Linked DNA regions of Homo sapiens: region 2 is linked to region 1. The links are chromatin loops, found by intact Hi-C in ENCODE. Cell type or tissue: psoas muscle. All regions are shown on one strand. Each heading gives the region's core, and the rest is flanking DNA. Links, peaks and the distances in the headings are about the cores only. Region 1 overlaps LOC102724945 (a long non-coding RNA gene). Region 2 overlaps LOC102724945 (a long non-coding RNA gene).

What was found. A loop is a pair of places that touch in the nucleus more often than their neighbours do. Peaks named below come from ENCODE experiments on the same cell type or tissue, not always from the same donor. Only the 100,000 strongest peaks of a DNase experiment are listed, where the experiment ranks them.
Region 2: a loop joins it to region 1, with 2.2 times the contacts of the local background. A loop is called at or near these places in 6 of 110 quality-filtered maps.

The regions. Positions count from the first base shown.
Region 1 is chr14:34,125,992-34,136,453 of GRCh38, forward strand. It overlaps LOC102724945 (a long non-coding RNA gene), which reads right to left. Exons shown (of 9, transcript XR_001750942.2): 3 at 1,038-1,153; 4 at 262-320. Among named protein-coding and RNA genes, the nearest start is that of EGLN3-AS1, 91 kb to the left of the region's middle. In psoas muscle, for the core only: no CTCF peak of the experiment used is centred there; DNase peaks (open chromatin) are centred at 2,870 and 5,180; H3K4me3 peaks cover 553 bases; H3K27ac peaks cover 4,079 bases.
Region 2 is chr14:34,079,184-34,089,645 of GRCh38, forward strand. The region is part of intron 5 of LOC102724945 (a long non-coding RNA gene); the gene reads right to left. Among named protein-coding and RNA genes, the nearest start is that of EGLN3-AS1, 44 kb to the left of the region's middle. In psoas muscle, for the core only: no CTCF peak of the experiment used is centred there; a DNase peak (open chromatin) is centred at 5,958; H3K4me3 peaks cover 1,067 bases; H3K27ac peaks cover 5,309 bases.

The sequences.
Region 1 (10,462 bases), core at 1,201-9,200:
GAGAGAAAGAAGAGTTTAAGTGAATGAGGCAACTCAGCAGTCTGTAGCTAAATAAGGATGAGGTCACTGGTAAATTTTGAGGGTAGCCGTTTCTCCAAGCAGTGAGGGCAGACACAAGATTACACAAATTGGAGGAGCAGGTGGGGTGAGGGGGAGTGAAGCAGCAAGGCATGTCCCGCTTATTGTCAGGACAGGCCAAACTATGTGGCAATCCCAGAATAAATCCTCAAATCTCAGTGGTTTCACATGATAAAGGCTTACCTTTTGTTCACGTAAAGTCTGATGCAGGTCAAATAGCTTCCTCCATCTTGTAGCTGTACCTTTGGGGGCACATGGCAGAGGAAGCAAGAACAAGGGAAGTAAGACATTGGTTCTTTATTGCCCCAGTGTGGAAGCCACACATATCACCCCTGCTCATGGTTCATCTGCTAGAATGAGTTCCACGGCCTCACCCAAACAATACACCACATAGAACATCTGGTGAACACAGACTGCTGCAGACACCTTGTTCAAGAGATCAGGAAGTTAATAAATGGGGAAAGTAACCAAGAGGAGGGAGCCTGTGTTCATGCAAGGGACAGAGACTGCCGCATATTGAGGGGAGGGAGGACAAAGGTAGAGAGGATTAAAGTTATCGAGGCCTGGAGGAATCCTGAGTCTATCCCCTGATATCATAGTTGGCCCTCTCATCCTTACATCATCTGCCCTTGAGAAGCAACCTGCCTACGATCACCTCACAACCCCTGATAGAAATGTTGCCCACAGCCTTTTTCTACATGTTTTCAAGCACACAAATCAACACCAGAAACCACTCATCCAATAAAGGCTATTGGAATGGATTCAAGACCTTCCTGCAAGGTGAGATAACCATGCCTTACACTCACAGTTTCCTGAAGGCTTTAAAATACATGACTTCGGTTGATCGTTATTATAATGGTATGAGACACATGTGGCCTGTAGAATTATTACTACTATCATATCACCATTCTTATTTTACAGATGAGAAAGCTAAGGTGTAGAGAAAGCAAATGACTTACCCAAGGCCATGTGCTGAAGCTGGAATTTGGTTCTCATACACCCTCTCCTCTGTGAGCAAAATGCTGTCTGATTTGTTCTGTGCTTTTGAGGGCAGATTTAAAATGGTTGATACACCCTGCAGAAAGTGGGCAATGAATAGCTTTGTTATACTTTGTTTATAACAATTACATGAAGGAAACTGTTTCAACAACTTCTACTCCAATTTTGGACTCTAGCTAAGTTTGTATTATATATTTAGTCCCACTTCTATTTGCAAGCAGACTTAAATTGGCATAAGAGGCTGGGAGCGGTGGCTCATGCCTATAATCCCAGCACTTTGGGAGGCTCAGGCAGGTGAATCACCTAAGGTCAGGAGTTCAAGACCAGTCTGGCCAACGTGGTGAAACCCCATCTCTACTAAAAATACAAAAATTAGCCAGGCGTGGTGGTGGGTGCCTGTAATTCCAACTACTTGGGAGGCTGAGGCAGGAGAATCATTTGAACCCGGGAGGCGGTGGTTGCAGTGAGCCAAGATCACGCCACTGTACTCCAGCCTGGGTGACAGAGCCAGACTCCATCTCACCAAAAAAAAAAAAAAAAAAAAAAAAAAAAAAAAAAAAAGGCATAAGAAGTGAATGGCACCGTAGCCCAGCTCCATTCCACATGCACCCTTCTACAGAGGCATTTTGCTAGTGACCCAAGGTCAAACTGGTTGGGCATGATGAGCTGATGGTGTGTGCTGTGCCTGGGCCAGTCCTTTCTCTGTACATCTGTGATGTTTTCTTTTCACTAGGAGTCTCAAAAATGCTACAACATGAAGGAAATGGTGCAGTCACCTCTCACTGGGTGCTAATATGTTCCTGGTGCTTTGTACACACTGTCCCCCTGGGACCTCACAGAAGGCTTGCAAAGTAGTTACTCTCAGTTTACAAAGTTCAGAGAATTTAGGTGAATTATCCAACACTCTGCAGCTACATATAGCATGCCTGGATTCAAAGCTAAGCCCATCTCTCATCAAGGCTGGTGCACTTTCGACTAGCTCACTGAAACTCCTGGCTGAGGAACATGATGGGGAAAATGAAAATAAATAAAAAATAACTGTCTTAGAGCATTGCACGAAATCAACTTTCTAATAGAGTCTATTTTCTCAAGGAAAGTATACAGGGAGGAAGAGGTGGATGGGTAGATGGATGGATGGAGATAGAGAGAGAGAGAGAGAAAGAGAGAGAGAGAGAGATGGATGCTGTAGATACTCTCCGGCACATCTTATACCTGCTTTAAATATCTGAAGCTACGTTGTCCTATGTTTTCAGAGCCATTGATCAATGCCAGGATGAGCCCAGGACAGGGCCCTGGGAAATGGCAGCCAAGAAGTGAGAGAAAAGCAAGAGAGAGGTGCCCCAAGCACCAAGAGCAGAGAGGAGATCCTATTGCTTTCCCTACCAACATCCCCAGTCTATTTAACAGATTGCTTTTAGATTTTTATTTTCTTGTAGTGATTTAAACACTTTAAATATTTGTATTTGGAGATAAAGGAAGAATTCCAAAGGTTTTGCATAAAATAACCATCATGAACCTGTTTTTCATTTTTTCTAAAGCCTGTCCTGGGCTACAGGGGTGAAGACACTTGGCCACTGAGGCTCAGGCAGGTCCTTTTCCGTGCTGCTTGCAGGAAGGAGATGGCAGCCCCACATGGTAGAGGCCCTCAGCTCCTTTGCTTCCTTGGCTACCAGAGCCTATTTCCAGCTTCACCTCACAGCCATGTGTGAACACGGCCCCGATGCCTGGAACAATCTCTGCGCCCACATTTGCGTGCCAAGGTGTGTGTACGTGAGGCCCTGCTCAGGCTGCGATGAAAATGCGAAGCACCTACTATTTTCAGCCTGAGCAGCTGCCAGGGCTTCTCAGCCAAGTTGGTGGAGGCAGCTCTCCACGCCCAAGCTGCCTGGTGTGAAACATGAAGAAAGCATCTGGGGTGGTCAAAACCTTCAAGCTTTCTGGAAACATGAGTTTCCAACACTCCACTTCAGTGTTATCCCTACAGAAACAGATACCTTTCCTTTTTACCAAAGCTCCTTGGAAGGAGCCACAATGGTAGTTTTATCTTCCACAGGTTTCTCTGAAGTACAGTGTGATGGAGGGACAGGGGTTGGCCTCTCCCCACCCCAGGCTCCCAAAGCATATACAGATTCAGGATGCTACAGGGAGAAATCGGAATGCTGTGTATGATGGGTACTAGCTCAGAGTCCCAGCCTAGGCAACAACTGACTCCCAGAGCAGGACTTGGGGGAGCCATTCTGTTCCCTCCCAACCCCAATTTTAAGATATGGCTCAAGTCACTGAAGGACCAGGATTTCATTTCCCTTTGTCCTAAAATGACTCCAAAAGAAAGAGTGAAAGTCATTGAGTTCAAAGAGGCCCCTTGGAAACAGGTGTGGACTATGAGGAATAGGCCAATGGGGTCCCTGGCTGGCCCTCTGAATAGGATACCCACCTAAAAGGCTTTGCCTGGGTCCTGTGGGTCCAGCCCACACCTGCGGGGAGATGGAAGGTCGTGTACTTCCCGTAAAAGGATGTGAAGCACAGTGCTTTAGCAAGGGATGGTCCAAGCCAAGACATGACGTGCCTGGAGAAACAACCGAAGTTCCACCCCTAAACCAAAGATAAGTTATGCTACTTCCGCCAGTGCCCTCCTCCCAGCAGAAACCTGTTAGTTTGACAAAACAGAAACCCAGTCCAGGCCAAGGCCAACCTAGCTGCCTGTAAATGGGAAAGGAATCTATGGGTGGGGAAGGGAGGTGGCAGAGGGTTCATTTCAGGCTCCCATGAAAGAGAAAGCTGGTCTTTAGTGCCTTGGCCACCATTTCCACGCTGCCCTCAGCACATTCTGTTGCCCTAGCCTAGCCATTACAATTGCCCAGTGGCCTTTCTTGGGCTACAGATCTTTGCTTTGTTCAACTGAGGAAAGCAGAGACATTCAGTAACACAGAAAGTAACCCGACAGAGCTGGCTCAGAGCCTGGATCTGCTGACTTCTAGCCCCATGGTCTTCCCCAACAGAATGTAGATGACCCACCCTGTCTCTTCAGTCACAAAGGGCTCTATTGACAAAAATATCCCCAGGACCTCTGCGACGGCACTCAGTAATGTAATCATTTCTCTGAGTTGACTGAGATTCCAACTTCAAGGACACGTGACGAGGTGATGGCCAGTCACCTGACTGGTGATCCTTTCCTCTTTCTTTAGGAGTGAAATACAGGGGAGAGAGCACCTTCCCACTCAGTAGTGAAGCTGAAGCAAGAGGCCCAAAGTGACTGGGCTAAACGTCATGCAGCAGGAGGAGCTGGAGGTGAAAGAAGACACCCAGTGCACCCCCCTGTTCACAGCAAGTCTCATTTCTCACCCCTTCACCTTGCAGATGGTGAACACATATCTGCCAGCCCTGCGCCCAGCATCCCAGCCAAAGTGCTTTTCCCTCCCACTCCCTCACTCTATAGAGATGCACCATCCCAACCCTGCAAAGGGCCAGCCAGCTGATGCATTAAGTTCCAAGGGCAGGAGCCAGGCTTTTTAGATTCTTGCCTCCAGTAACATTACGTGACCTCAAAGTTTTAACTCAAATAGAAGTTTTTTCAGAAACAAGGCCTCACTCTCTGTCATCCAGGGTTCAGTCTGGAACTCCTGGGCTCAAGCAATCCTCCCGCCTCAGCCTCCTGAGCAGCTAGGACTACAGGCCTGTGCCACCATACCTGGCTAATTTTTGTATTTTTTGGTAGAGACGAGGTCTCAGCATGTTGCCCAGGCCAGTCTCAAACTCCTGGCCTCAAGTGATCCTCCCGCCTTGGCCTCCCAAAGTGCTGGGATTACAGGTATGAGCCACCGTGCCCGGCTCAAGTAAAAGTTTAAACCAGGGCTGAGGAGTTGCGGGGCAGGTAGGACAGGAGGCTGGCATCTCTTGGAAGTTGTACTGCCTCCCTGGGAGGAGGTCTTGTCGCTCACAGCTGCACAGGAGGCTCTGTCCGCAGGCCCAGAGCCCCTCCGGGTGTTTCTGTCCAGCACTAAGCTCCTTTGCCCCTAAGTATGACAGGTCACTGGAAGCCTCTTGAAACACTGAGCGAAATCTGCCGCCTGACACGTTCTCCCTGGCTAGTTGGCTGCTTTGCATGCCTATGGGGCAAGCAGGCTATTTTTGCGCGGATTTCATAACCCCCTTTGTAGCTGCTGTGGCTGCTGATTGCACATGTGTTTCCAGCTCCACTCCCGTGGTGAGAATGTTTACAGAAACAGGCGCGTTGTCAGAGAATGTAGAGAAAGCAGGATTGAGAGATTAAGAGCACAATTTCCATGTCTAGACATAGTTCACGCAGCCGGCATCTGCTCCAATCAGGGTCTCCAGAACTCAGCAACTTGTGCTGATCACTCTCTTAACCACTTATCCCATCTCTGAGAACTTGACTATGAAATCTTCCAAGGCAGTGACAAGGCGTGAGAGGGGCTCTCAGATGTCTTTCCTGAGGATAAATCCAGGATGGATTTCTGAGTGTTGTGATAGGAAAACGATCAAAGCATCAGAAAAATCTGCAAACATCTGCATACATTTTTCTTTTTGTGATCTTAAACTGCAAGCCCAATTCCAGCCTCTGTGACAGGCTGCCTCTTAGTGTCTGGACTGGTAGGGTCGTCTTTATCACTACGTTTGTTGCTTATTTATCGATCCCAGTCTGCTTTCTCCTTTGCTTACCTTCTCACTCTTGTCAACCCGGTGACGAGTCTGCTCACCTACTGTGCTTTTAATGTATCCTGTTGCTCCTCTTTCCCACCTTTAGACACTATGCCCAGGCTCTGTCAGACCCCACTGTTATATTCTGTTCAATTCAGCTTTCACTTTCAGCCCCACCATGTTAAACAATCCTTTCTGCCGATCCTTTTTTGAACCTTTGATTCTGTTTGTTTCATGCCCCTTTCGTCCTAATCTTCTCTCCTGGCTCCCATCATTTCTGGTGTTAGGATTGCCCATCATAAGCTACCTTGGGCAGGATCTGTATCTGACTTAGCCTTGTTTCCGTCACAGCCTTCTTGGAGGACGTTTTCAAGAACAGTAATACCAGCCACCCGTCAAGACCAATGTAGCGGGCACTGAACTAATGCTCCACATGCACTTTTCAATTTTCTCTTAATCCTCATAATAATCTGCTGAGGAGGTTGCCCAAGTTTACCCATAAAAAAGCTGGGGTCTAAAGGGGTAAAGTTGCTTGCCTAGTTCATCGGTGGCGGAAACAGGCTTCAAATTTAGGTCTGCTCGACTCTAGAGCCTGAACACCTAGGTATCACCCTCACCCTCTTGTGAATGTATATTGAAAGAATCTGGGATGAATAAATAAATACTCAAGGCCCACAGCTTTCCAGCCATTTTGCTTCTCACATATATGCTCTGGCTCTTTTCTAACTCTCAAGGAAAGCAGAACCCTGCAAAGAGATCTAGGATGTAAACTCAGAGACCAACCTCATTCTCCTTAATCCCACACCCATCTCCTGCCAGTCCACAGTCCTGGGGCCTGTTACCCAAGAGGACAGAGCTTCCGTGCTTTGGCAGGGGAATGTGATCTCAGTCCCTTTTTGGAGGCTACCCCTGGGGTGGATGGTGGGGTGATGTGAAAAGGCATGGAGGGCAACTCAGGAACAACCGCTGCTGTTGTCCTCCCAGCCCAAGCTGGCCCATGCGTAGCCTGGGGCCATGGCCCAGAATCAGCCTTGCTGCCTGGTTTCTCAGGGTCACTTCTATTCAGGAAGAATTTCCCCCAGGTCCTTCCAGGTGGTCGTGCCAGTGCCGGTCACTTCAGGGGAACAGAGATGCAAGACACGGAAAAGGGCTATAAAAGATGATGGGGTAAGTGTCCACAGCATCTCTCTCCCCCTGCTATTTGAGGAGAATGCTAAATGTCCACAATTTAACTCTTCCTACCCCTCCTAAAGAGGAAGTATTCTTACTTTCTAGAAAAGACGCGAAGTGGCCCAAACAATAAAAGAAATAACAGAGGAGGGAAGGGAAAAGAAAGCAGGGAGCTGTGGGTTGATAAGTGACCTAGATGGTTCACTGTGGCTTCCAGAGGCTGGAGGACGGAAAAGAGGAGACAAGTGAGATCTGCCCATGTGGCTTAGGAATTGGATCCTGTTTAATGAAGAGACTGTTGTAAATAATGAATTCTTTAAAAAAAAATTAGCTGTACTCTGCAGAACTGTGTTGCTTTAGATATGGTTCCATGCAAAAACTAAGTCACATGTTCATACTCTTCAAAAAATAGAGAAAGAAGTGTTTTGGACTCCTTGGTATCTTTAACGTAGGACAAGAATCATCACTTTGAAGTCATGGTTCGCAGGGTTGCTCTCTTGATTTCTTGATTCCTGGCTTCTTGCCCTTCCTCCTCCCTACATAGACTAAAAGTGGAGAAGGTAGTTCCTGGAGGACAGGAAGGGGTTTTGATGCACAGTTGTGAGCCCAAATAAGTGCAAAGTAAATAGTTATTAAGAATCCAAGTATCAAAAGTTTCATGTGTCATGAGCTCACAAAATTATGTCATGTAAAAGAAGGATATCATATAATCTCAATTTTCAAAAAAGAAAATATGTACACATACATGTAAAATATAACAGTGGAGTTCTGAGTGTACTTTTGTTTTCATTATATTTTATTTTTGTATTATCCAAATTTTTTATAAAAAAAAATGTAGTTTCCCCCAGAAAACACTTTTTATAAAGGCAAGAAAATTAAATTCTGATGCATTTGGATGATAGGATAGGTCTTTTCAAAAGAGAGGAATAGCCTGAACATAGACCTAAGATCCTCAGAACTCACCAGGGAAAAAAATACTGAAGAAACCACTCTTCTTATTCATGGCACCTTCCTGGTAATGATAGGACATTCCCTGCTGGTGGGTTAGCTGGTTTACAAAAGAGAGTGGATGCACTCTCCCTTTAGCAAAGAAAACATATTTATTGTTAATTACTTAGACCAACAAATGTCTTCAAACCTGAAGAAATACTCCTCTTTAGATCAAGTAGAGCAGTTTTCTTGTAACTTTCTTGATATTTGTCACTCTCCACTTTGTATTGCATCAATACAGAGGGAAAGACAAGACAACTGAAATTAAAGTGAAAAGATATACATTCAAAACCTGGCTGTACTACTTACTAGCTCAGAGACATCAAGCAAGTCATTTATCCTTTCCAAATCTCACATTACCTGCCATTCAAGGAATGCAATACAATAAGGGTAATTAAAGGGAAAGGAAGAAAAAAATCAGAACCAAGAAAAGGCAGAAAGAGCACATACACTCCTTACAAGGGTGGATATTGTTTTTATTTTTGAGCAACAGCTTTACTCTGCATTTCCGGACATCCATTTTTGTTGTTATCCAACATCTGCCCACCGATATTCCTTTTGAAGACTACCCCATTAATCTTGAGAGTGGCTGGTACTCCCTCTAAGACATCGAAAGGGACTAGCTTTCCAAACTGAAGCCTTTGGCTAATCAGAAACTTTTCCAGGACTTGAATGTAGAGTGACCCAACATCATGAAGGCAATTGCACGTCTTACTCAACCTGGCCCAGCAGCAAGAGAACCAGTTCCTGTGACCTCACTATCCAGAACTCTCTTGGTTCCTATGTGCTTCCCAGGCTTGGTTTTTGAGCATTCCATCTATTTTGTGAGCCTCGCTCTGATTGTGCAACATTCCTTGAATGGCAGGTAAAGCAAACTTTGGGAGGCTTTTGGGTTTGTTTGTTTTTTTTTAAGGAATTAAGTAACAACATTTTAATCAATAAATATGAACATGTGTTTGTTAACCAGTTATTATTTGGCAGAAAAAAAAAGTCATTTACAAAGAATGCAAAAGATAACACCACCTTGAAAACAAAGTGCCAAAAGTCTTTGCCATAAACATTTCCTCACTTATAGAACTAGAAGTAACAAACATTTATTCAGAATAAGGCTTGAAATAATCTAAAAAGTTCCAGATATATTTTAAAGCTGTAACAGATTATTTTGCATGTAATGCCAAAATAGATTATTTTGCACATAGTAGACTATCTGACAACCCAATGAATAAATGATTGAATAGATGAATTGTTGAACATCAGAGAAAGTGAATACTTATGTTCACATTATGGGCCAGGCCTATATTCAACTCTTGGTCTTCTCCTGCCTCACTGTCCCTTGCTCTTCCAAGGGCCTTGGACAGGGGACTTTCAGGTAGGGCTGGAATGGTAAGGTGTAAAGTGAAATTTGAAAAGGATAAATGACTTGTCCACTGCCCCTGAGCTAGTCAGTGGTACAGCTTGGTCCTGAATCATCCTTTCAACAAATTCCTCTTTTCTTTTTCTTTTTTTTTTTTTTTAGATCAAGTCTCACTCTATCGCCCAGGCTGGAGTGCAGTGGTGCGATCTTGGCTCACTGCAATCTCTCCCTGGTTCAAGCAATTCCCCTGCCTTAGCCTCCCGGGTAGCTGGGATTACCGACGCATGCCACCACACCCGGCTAATTTTTTTGTACTTTTAGTAGAGAAGGGGTTTCACCATATTGGCCAGACTGGTCTCGAACTCCTGACCTCAGGCTATCTGCCTGCCTTGGCCTCAAGGGCCTGTAATCCCCAAAGTGCTGGGATTACAGGCATGAGCCGCCACACCCTGCCACAAATTCCTCTTTTCTGACTGCAATAGCCAGAATCGATTTCTGTGGTATGCAAACTAGAACCTTGGAAAAAAATAGAAACATAAGTTACACAGTTCTCAAATCTGGAAAAAAAAAAAAAAAAAAAAAAAGGATATAGACCATTTCCTCACAAGAGACAATGCTTTTTTGGGACTAAATTCAAAAAGTAACTCTCAAGGGGGAAGACACATGGAGGAGAGCCTTAAGTCATTCAATAGATCATGTACTTATGATGACCAGATAGTCTTTAACCTGGTATTTTATGTCTTGTTAACCCCGGCCTTGTTCATAAAAGTATCTACTATAATTTTGCTGAAGGAAGGACTAAACGAATGAGGATGCTTTCTAGAAACTTTTCTCAGCTGACATTCTCAATTGGTGTTCAACCACCCTTATCTAGAGGAGACACAGGATTTCCATAACAATACCTAAGACCCTCTTCCTCCTCAGCTCCAACACCCACCTACAAGATTGGCAGATCCTACATAATTACCCACACAGTGAGCACTTTCTATTTCTCCTGATTCTTCATTCTTCTTCCCTACCAGCAAGTTTATATCCTGTCAGAAATTATTATTTGTGCTTCTCTTTCCTGCACCTAGTCCAAAGCCAAAGGTGAAAGGTGATGGGAGTGAGCAGGAGGTCATGGAGCTTATCCCTGAGGACCTACATGGAGGGCATCTTGGAAGTTCACCGAGAAGAGCCGGTGGGCAGGATCAGGCAAAGTAGGGCTGGGCC
Region 2 (10,462 bases), core at 1,428-9,427, 47 kb before region 1:
CGGCCAGCCGCCCCGTCCGGGAGGTGAGGGGCGCCTCTGCCCGGCGGCCCCTACTGGGAAGTGAGGAGCCCCTCTGCCCAGCCACCACCCCGTCTGGGAGGTGTACCCAACAGCTCATTGAGAACGGGCCATGATGACAATGGCGGTTTTGTGGAATAGAAAGGGGGGAAAGGCGGGGAAAGGATTGAGAAATCGGATGGTTGCCATGTCTGTGTAGAAAGAGGTAGACACGGGAGACTTTTCATTTTGTTCTGTACTAAGAAAAATTCTTCTGCCTTGGGATCCTGTTGATCGGTGACCCTACCCCCAACCCTGTGCTCTCTGAAACATGTGCTGTGTCCACTCAGGGTTGAATGGATTAAGGGTGGTGCAAGATGTGCTTTGTTAAACAGATGCTTGAAGGCAGCATGCTCGTTAAGAGTCATCACCAATCCCTAATCTCAAGTACCCAGGGACACAAACACTGCGGAAGGCCGCAGGGTCCTCTGCCTAGGAAAACCAGAGACCTTTGTTCACTTGTTTATCTGCTGACCCTCCCTCCACTATTGTCCTATGACCCTGCCAAATCCCCCTCTGTGAGAAACACCCAAGAATGATCAATAAAAAAAAAAAAAATAAATAAATAAATAAATAAATAAATAAAAATAAATAAATAAAAATAAAATAAAATAAAATAAAAATAAAAATAAAAATTAAAAAAAAAAAGAAAAAAGAAGGGCCTTTCGCCTCCTGCCATGATTCTGAGGCCCCCTCAGCCATGTGGAACTGTAAATCCAATTAAACCTCTTTTTCTTCCCAGTCTCAGGTATGTCTTTATCAGCAGCGTGAACACAGACTAATACAGAGAACCCTAAAGAGGGAGTAGAGCTGTAGAAGGTGGTGATGAGCATTAAATTTTGTATATGTTTTATTGTATCTCACATGTTGCCAAAAGGGAAATCTGCAGTAGGCAGTTGAATGTCGATGGAGTCTGGAGCTCAGGAGAGACAAAGCCAGGTGACAGAAAGATGGTTGTCATTATAGAGCATGTGCTAGGCTGTGCCACCCAGAACCCCCTTTTAGGGTTGAAGCACTCATTCCCCAGCTGCCAGGACTTTAGCCCGCTGATGGCTCACAGCTGAATTCCTCTGCAAGAATGACTTTTTATCAAAGGAAACTGACTTACCCGAGTTGATGTGCCTGCCCTGTGCATCCAATGGCTGGTTGATGAGGGGTTACAAAGGCCTGTCCCCTTTGCTTCAATTCAGGTCATCTCTAAAGGCCATCCCAGCCCTAGAGTTCCCTAGAATTGGATGATGCCACTGTTGTATCCACAGTAGGTCCTCACTTAAAGTGAATAGGTTCTTGGAAACTACTACTTTAAATGAAATGATGTACAATAAAACATTTTTTCCCTCACCAATGTTATAAAGAAAGAACATTGCACCAAACAACTTTATTGGAGGGCCTGCTGTACATCTTTTAAAGTCACAGTTTCCAAGAGACTCCTTCATGCCAGCCCTGGTGCAGCTTCTGAGAGCTTTCCCCAGTTCACCACCTGCATTCGAAGCTCTGTGTCGGTCTCCCAGGGAACTCGAGGGAATGAAAATTCTAGGTAGACAATTCTTTCAGGTAGCTTGCCTTTGACAATGGAGGAGGATTCCTGAAGAGGGGTATGGTTGAAGGAGGATTTTTTTTTTTTTTAATTTGGAATGATGAAGCTAGTTGAGAGGGAAGAATTAAAGATTCTAGGTAGAAAACGACCTCCAGGAGGGAATGGGATCCAAATCACAGATAGAAGGATTGCCTGTTTTAAGAGGAAAGACATTCCCTGAGATGAGAATATGGGAGAGGGAGTGGATCAGTGTGAATGTAGATAAATTTATTTTCACTGTAGGGAAGGTCTGATCAGCCACTGAGAGTAAGCAGAATGGAGGCTGGGAAGACAGAAGCTTGAAGACAGCAGGGAGTGCTAGAAATTGGCTTCGTGGACAATGGGGGGAAGAGTCGCTCCGAATAATGTATCAGAATCGCCGAGCAGTGCTGAAAGCAGGGTTGAGAATGAGGTCAACAGGAATTTATAGTGGCAATCATCATAGCACTAACCATGGTATAATTACTCACAGGCCTGCTCAGCACTGTGCCTGACAAGCAGAGGATACGCTAAATGTTGAATGACGGAATAGACCCAGTTTCAGTGAGCCCTCCAGTTAAAGGGCCACATGTTCTCTGCCATCATAGTTTCATCAACAAAAAGCCACATCACATCTGCCTTGGGTCTATTTCTCTCTGATATTTTTAGTCTAGAGAAACATTGAGGTGGTTTCCCTGCTTTTGTACAAGTTTGTCATATGTTCTCTCTGCATGCTTTGTAATGCCTGTATGCATTAAGTTGTTTTCCTAAGATCACTGGACTGGGCAGATCAGAGCTCAAGCTCGCAGGTCACCTAACTCCCATTCCACACACTGTGCTATGAGATATGCTATGTAAAACTGCCAAGTCGTTCCAGATGATTCAGCAGGCCTTCAATATTACCTGCCTGCCTGTCTTCCCTCCTTCCTCGCTGCCTCCCTCCACCTTTCCTCCCTCAGACCTCTTGGAATCTTTTCTGACCTCTCTACTAAGCTGTCCCCAGCTTCATTATGTTCAGCCCTCATTTGCACATGCTCTTGACACCTGGTGTTTGGTGGCAGAAATGGCTGATAAAATTCCACGCTGATTAATTTCATGTTTAATCTAACTGATACTTCTGTAGCCTTTGCAAATAACCTTTTTGAACAAAAACGGCAATGGCTCATTCCAAACCCGATCAAAGAGGTATGCATGACTCACAGCCACTAAATAAACATTGATGCCTGATGGCAGTAATATGGCTATTTATATTCAGAGCCTGATTTAACCAGTGGCATTCCTGTAATAAGATAATAAGCATGAGCTGTTTACTAGAAAAAAAGGAGAGTCTGTGGTGCTGGTGTTCAATAAAATCTCTTAACAGGCAAATGAGTCTCTGAAATTGGTTGGCAAATACATCCAGAATGAGATGTGCTAATTAGCTGCTGTTACTGATTTTCTAAAATAAAGAGTTTAAACTTAGATTAGTCCTGAAATTTAGTACAATAAAAAATACTGGATAAATGATATTATGTTGAGTCTTACAGATTATGTTTAAGATAAGTCCAACAATACAATTAAGAAAAAAGAACTCTGCACCTAAATCATTAGATTTTTTAAAGACTAAGAGGTTGTAAATGTGGAGAATTATAAGCATAGATATGTGAATCTCAGGTTCAATTTTTTTCTGTTCAGAGAGCATCTGTAGGTGATTCTCTTGGCCACAATGGCAGGGACATCTATTACTATCAGAACTTTTGTTTTTAAATAGGAAGAGCAAAGGAATGCAAGAATTAGCTTAATAGTATTTGGGTAGCCATTAAAAATAGATTAACCTATTCAGAACCAAGATCACAGAGGTTCTAGGTAAGCGTGTGGGAGACAATTATTCTGAACTCAGAAATAAATGATCAAGGCCATCAAGCTTGTAAGGCCTCTCCCAGCATCTTCCCCCAAATAAGAGCAGCAGGAACTTTCACCTGCTTCCTTTCTCCTGCTATCGCCCTATGCAGCAACTTCCAGCTGCTAAGCATTCATCTCAAACCTCCATTTTAGCTGCTTTCTTCACCAAACGGGAATGAACTATCTATTGGGACTTCCTACTTCAAGCAGTGAGAAAATCTTAGGAGATTTCCAAGTATTTTGTTTTTATTCATATATTACTTCTAAAGAGAAATGGATGGGTAATAAGAGGATTCAAGTTGTGTCTCGATCATAATTTTTTTTCAAAACAAGTTTGAATTCAAGGACCTGTTGTTTGAGTTTAGGTAGTTGAGATGATGTTTGTGTTCCCAGAGCAAATGGTTCTTTTAAAGGCAGCTAGATGGGCAGATGTCAGTGCTGCAGCCCCAAGGTGACTAACGCTCCTAATGTTAGCAATGAGTGAATTCATTCATTTGGTTTCTATTTATCTACAGTTAAACGATACAAGTTGATTATTTGCTTTAACTAAGATGTTCAATTCTTATCAGAGTCTTTAGTAATCAGAGTTAATTGACTATATTTGTCTTTGTTTCTATTTAACAGTAGGGGATGAGGGGATGCCCAGTTTAGGTAGCAACTTTTCCAGCTACTACTGGGACCCAGAATTGTGGGTAACACCCTCACATAGGCTAGCAAATAATTGAAATTATTAACAGAATCCTAAGTCATGAACATGTGGTCTTCCTTATATTTTTCAATGGTATTAAGGTTCTTTTGAAACCAACTCTACCTGGCTTAAGACAAAAAGGAATTTACTTGTGAAAGGATATTAGTAATCTCACAAAATGTACAGGAAGAGTTGAACAGCCACACCTCAAAAGTGTAAGAACGACAGTTCCAAAGACATGGAAACAAGGGTTTTTGGGGCTTATTCTGCTTTTGTAGTTTCACTACTTACTTCTCCTGGCTCCTTTGTTTCTCTTTTTGAGATTCCATATTCTTAGATAAGAAAATCTAATTGGTCCAGTTTGGCTCAAACAAATGACTTGAACCAATCAGCTGTGACTAGCAGAAGAGTAGGTCAGCATCACATGGCATAGATATGGCTTCTGTGGAAGTCCCCAGTGAATGGAGGCTATTGTCACTGGGCAGCAAACCCAAGGGTCCACTGTGTACCCAGTGCTGCTCCAAGTGCCAATCCACAAGACCATTTGACACTGGATCAGGAGGAGATAAGCAGCTTGCACCAGTATCTAAATCAGCTCACTGCTTACATCATTGAGAAAGTCTTACTATTAAAAAAAAATGCTGAACTAAAGAGCATGCTTAGTGGCATAGTTGATTTTGCACTCTGGCACAGCACTTCCTATCTTCTTATGGATTAGTAGCAAATAGTTTGCTGACAGGCAGCTGCCTGTGGCCCACTCTATGAGCAACAATCTCTTCTGTTCAGTGCTCATCAAGAACATGTGCTTTGAAGCCACCAGGGTTTTAATTCCTGCTATACTTAATAGCAAAATGACGTTGACCAAATACCCCTTGCTTCATTTTCCTCATCTAAGTTGGAGATAACAGTACTCCCATATTAGTCAGGACTCATTCAATTATAGGCAGCAGAAATGTAAACTACTAGGTTAAACCAGATGAAATTCTGACATTCAACCTGCAAATATGGCATTTTCATATGGTTCAATCTAATAGCTTAAGCAAAAAGGAAATTTATTGGTTTTTGAAACTTCAAAGTACATTAGTGGGGGTAGGTACCATATACATCTGAATCCAAGGCTTAAATGAATAAAGGGAAGGAGAAGCCCTCTATTTCCAGCAACCAGCATTGGATCATATGGCATACGAGGACTCTAACTGGTCCTACTTTGGTCATTCTCCCAGCCCCTGGTCTAATCACTGGCCAAAGGAACATGACATTTCATGATTGGTCAGGCTTGTGCTTGGGAGTAAGTAGGGCACTATGATGAATAGATTGACAGTCCTGTCAGATAAACCCTATCTGTCTTGGTCAGTTATATCTCTGGTCCCTAGCACATAATACTTACCAAAAAGATTAGGTAAATAAATGATTGGGAAAAGGGTATTGCACAGTTTCCTCAGTCAAAGAAGCAGCAGACAGAAACATTAGAATTCAATGATAAATGCCTACATCATATGGTTAAGATTACATAAGAAAGTGATACACATGAGACAGAGACTGGCACATAGTAGCACATTTACCTGCAAAATAGATCAGGCAAGCATTGGAGCCCATATTTTCCATGTAGAGACTGGCACGTAGCAGGTGCCCAGTTCTCTTGATGGACTGAGTCAGTTAAAAAGTGAACTCAGCCAGGTGCGGTGGCTCGTGCCTGTAATCCCAGCACTTTGGGAGGGCGAGGCAGGTGAATCACTTGAGATCAGAAATTTGACACCAGGCTGGCCAACATGGTGAAACCCTGTCTCCAATAAAAATACAAAAATTAGCCAGGCATGACGGCACACTCCTGTAATCCCAGCCAGTCAGGTGGCTGAGCCAGGAGAGTCGCTTGAACCCAGGAGGCGGAGGTTGCAGTGAGCCAAGATCATGCCACTGCACTCCAGCCTGGGAGACAGAGTGAGAGTCAGTCTCCAAAAAAAAAAAAAAAGTGAACTCATAAATAGACAGTGAGCAATCTGGATCCCATTCCTTTGGGAAATGTTCTTCATCCTATTGCAATTGTGATTTTGTCTCAAGTTTTCCTATGAACATCCAGACAGCCATATAATCAACAGGGCAAGAGAAAATGGGCATTAAATCCAACTGGAGGCATTTTAGTTAGAGACCTACATTAGGAAAATCTCTAGGATCTATAAAACAAATCCATAAAACTTAAGCAAACAGGCTAATTTTTATTATAATTCTTCCTGGTGGAAGAAAGTGAGCAGATGACTTTTAAGAGTCCTTATCCAGTGACTGGCAGCATTTGTACCTCACATTCCAGCCCACGTGAGGACAAAGGACAGGGGATGGGAGCAGGAGACACAATATCAGAATATTTGATTTGGAAGTGTCCACAGAGCTCATCTAGTCTAATCCTCTCATTTTACTAAAGAGGAAATGAGGCCTGGAGAACTGAGGTGGCTTGTCAAAGGGTCACAAAGGCAGAGTTGAATCCAGGTCTTTTCAATCCATGTCCATTCTTTGTCTTCCACACTATACCACAGGCAGTGGCAGCCCACTCTGAACCAATAGTGCCCCCATCACCCTTGTGAGGTGGGCAGGAAAGCAGGTGGGGAACAGGAATGCCTTAGTGAGGAGCTAATAAAGACCCTCATGTGGTAAAGGGTCAAGGGCAGGCATCTATGCACCCTGAAGTGTAATCCAACTTCCACGTTCAGTCACAAACCACATATTGCTGATCTACACCTTCCCACCTGCCACTTGCCCTCATAGAGCAGGATTATGGTCTGAAGACAATCCAAAACATATGCGATATTTTGAAAAAAAAAATCCTTTGTCAAGCAATTTTAACAAATAACAAGTTAGGTTGTTTTATGAACACCTTATTTTCTAAAATAAAATACAGGACATTAATCTGACAAAGGAGTTTTGAGCCTCTTCTGAATAAGAAAAAAATGAGAAAAAAACATTTAGGTGCTGAAATATTGACTTGGTGGGTTTATGAGGAGAAGAGGCAGCTTATTTGCAATTGGGATAAATCCAGGACATGTGCTCACTTAGAGGCATACTTTTTACACATATTTTGTGCCAAACTGTTAGTTATCCACCAATGTCAGCTCTCCCCTTCCTCACTGGCAGAGCTCCTATATTGCTGGGGGAAAGGGTGTGTATTAGTTCATTTTCGCACTACTATAAAGAACCACCTGAGACTGAGTAATTTATAAAGAAAAGAGGTTTGACTCACAGTTCCACATGGCTGGGGAGGCCTCAGGAAACACAATCATGGAGGAAGGTGAAGGGGAAGCAAAGCATATCTTACAAGGTGGCAGGAGACGGAGGAGGGAGACTGCCACCCACTTTAAACCATGAGATCTCATGAGAACCCCCATGATCTAATCACCTTCCACCAGGTCCCTCCTTCAACACACGGTGATTACAATTCGAGATGAGATTTGGGTGGGGACACACAGCAAAACCATATCAGGTATGTCAGTATGCCAGCTTAATTTTTTAAGTTACTCATTTCAGATGTAAGCAAAAGTCATTAAGCCTTTCTAGAAAACCCCTTCTATTCCTATTCCCCCTCTTTCTACATCTTCTATGTGCTGATCAGATGGCTGGAGCTCTAGAAATCATATCATAAACATGGGATGAGGATCCATCCTAGAGATCATGGAATGTTGGGCCGCAAAGAGCCTAGGTCCCCAAAGACCTCATAAGCCCCACCACATCGGCCCTATACTGCCCTACAGTGTCCTCTTAGGTGACAGAAAAGTAAAGCCCTGCCTTGTTTAAACCAGTTTTCAGATCAGACAAGCACAGTTCCTGACTGATGCAAACTCGTGGCATTGACTTGGAAAAGTTATAGCCCCTTCATGTCTCAGTCTCTTCCCTTTAAAATTAGGTAAGAACATTAACCAGCATTAAAGAACACATAATACAGTAGTTTTAAAATTTTGTTTATTGAAATGATTGTGGCAGAGTTCAGAGGAGGAAAGGAATCCTTTACATGGATCTCTGAATTCTGCCAAACTTGAATCAGAACAGCTCCTCTTCTTTTTGATGAGTTTCCTAGTAAGATTTCAGTTGGAGGGAAAAAAAAAACTTAAAGGCTAAAAGAATTTGAAAATCACTGGCATAGAAAAACATTTAGGACACATGGGGCATACCATTGCTCATGAGATTGTATTTTTCCAACGTTGCCAATGCATCTGGTGATGCCAGTTGGTTCCTCGGCAGGACCAATATTTCCCACCTGTAGACTAGCCTCAGGGAGCAGGATAGGGCCACTAAGCAGTGCAAAATGCCCTAATCATTGCAGGAATAAAACCAATCAACCCTGCTTCCTTCATGCTGTGCTCTAACCACCTAAAGAATAACTAATGAACCTGAGAGTGGTGTGGTGTGGCAGCTGCTCTGTGAGGTGTTAGAGACCAGAGGCATCTGAGGAGTCATGTGCATTCAGAAGGTGTGTTGTCATTCAGTGGCTCTGAGCTCATCTTGGACCTTTGTTCACTCTGCGTGCTATCTCCATTCCCAGCTGCCAAACTCCAGACTCTGCCGGGGATGGTCAAGCTTTCCTTGACTTCCTTTCTCATGCTCTCAAACATCTCTAGACAAACACAGATTGTTAAAACAGATCATTCAGCTGAAATATATTCTATTTGCATCACATCTTACCTCTTTCTTTTCCCACTCTACTCTACCACCCCAACAACATGCCTGCAAATACACCCTTCTGAATGGGTTTTGGAATGATGATGGGAGAAATAAAAGAGGAAAGATGACATTAAAAATTAAGAGAAAGTATTTACAGCATAATTAGTAAGGAGAAGATGGAAGGTCTTTGCTTCCTGTTGGATTCATTGAGGTGGAAGGGAGTGCTAGATATATCATCTCTTGGACCTCAGTACCTCTTGCCACCTTTTTTTTTTCTTTTGACACAGGATCTGGCTCTATCACCCAGGCTGGAGTGCAGTGGCACCATCTTGGCTCACTGCAACCTCTGCCTCCTGGGTTCAAGCCATCCTCCCACCTCAGCCTCCCAAGTAGCTGGGACTACAGGCACACACCACCACGCCCAGCTCATTTTTGTATTTTTTGTAGAGACAGGGTTTCACTGTGTTGCCCAGGCTGGTCTCAAACTCCTGAGCTCAAGCAATCTGTCTGCCTCAGCCTCCCGAAGTGCTGGAATTACAGGCATGAGCCACCGTGCCCGGCCAGAAGTCTTATTTGATCCAGTCAGGTGAACCAAGGCAAATGCCCTTGTTGGAAGAGCTCGTTTCTCACCCCTTATCCCCTTCCTCCAAATTAGGGTCATATAACTGAGACACTATTTCTTCTATATGATCTTTAAAATTAGGTAACGTTGGAATGATCCCTGTTCATAGGATGCAAGGCTGGTTCAATGTTCAAGAATCAATCAATGTAATCCACCATATTAATAAATTAAAAGGAAAAAAATCACATGATCATATCAGTAGACACAGAAGACACTTGACAAAATTTGACACCTATTAATGATAAAAAAAAAAAACTCTCAGAAAACTAGGAATAGTGAGGAACCTTCTCAATCTGATAAAGAACATCTACAAAAAAACCACAACTAACATTATAATTATAGAAGACTGCTTTTCCCCTAAGATCACTTATAAGGCAAGCATGTCTGCAAGAATGTCTGCTCTCACCACTGCTGTCCAACTGTGATCTAGCCGGCTCAATAAGGCAAGAAAAGGAAATAAAAGGCATACAGATAAGAAAGGAAGGACTAAAATTATCTCTGTTTGCAGACGCAGTGATAGTTTGCATAGAAAATCTCAAGGAATCTACAAAAACCTTCCTTAAACTGAGTTCAGCAAGGTCACTGACATAAGATCAACATATGAAAATCAGTTGTGACAATTAAAAAGTGATTTGTATTTCTGTATTCTAAAAGTGAATATGTGGAAACATTATAAATACAATACCATTTATAATCACTAAAAAAAAAAAATACATGAATGTAAAACGAGATAGCAATGGACTGCCTGCTATTCACAGGTCTCTCAGTTGCTAGAAGGCCCCGTTCTGAGATAAGCCACCTCTCCACCCTGACACTAGTAAAGAGGTCAGAAAACCTTGAGTAAGGTTGGAGGTATTAATTTCGGGCAATTAATTACATTCTTTCAGCATCCATCTCCCAGAAGTTTTCACTGGGAAAATCCTTTAGGAGGACATCCCCCATTAGCTATTCATTTTTCTTTTGCACTGACTGGAGAACGAAGCGACTGTCAGCTGTGTCACACAACTCGTCGAAA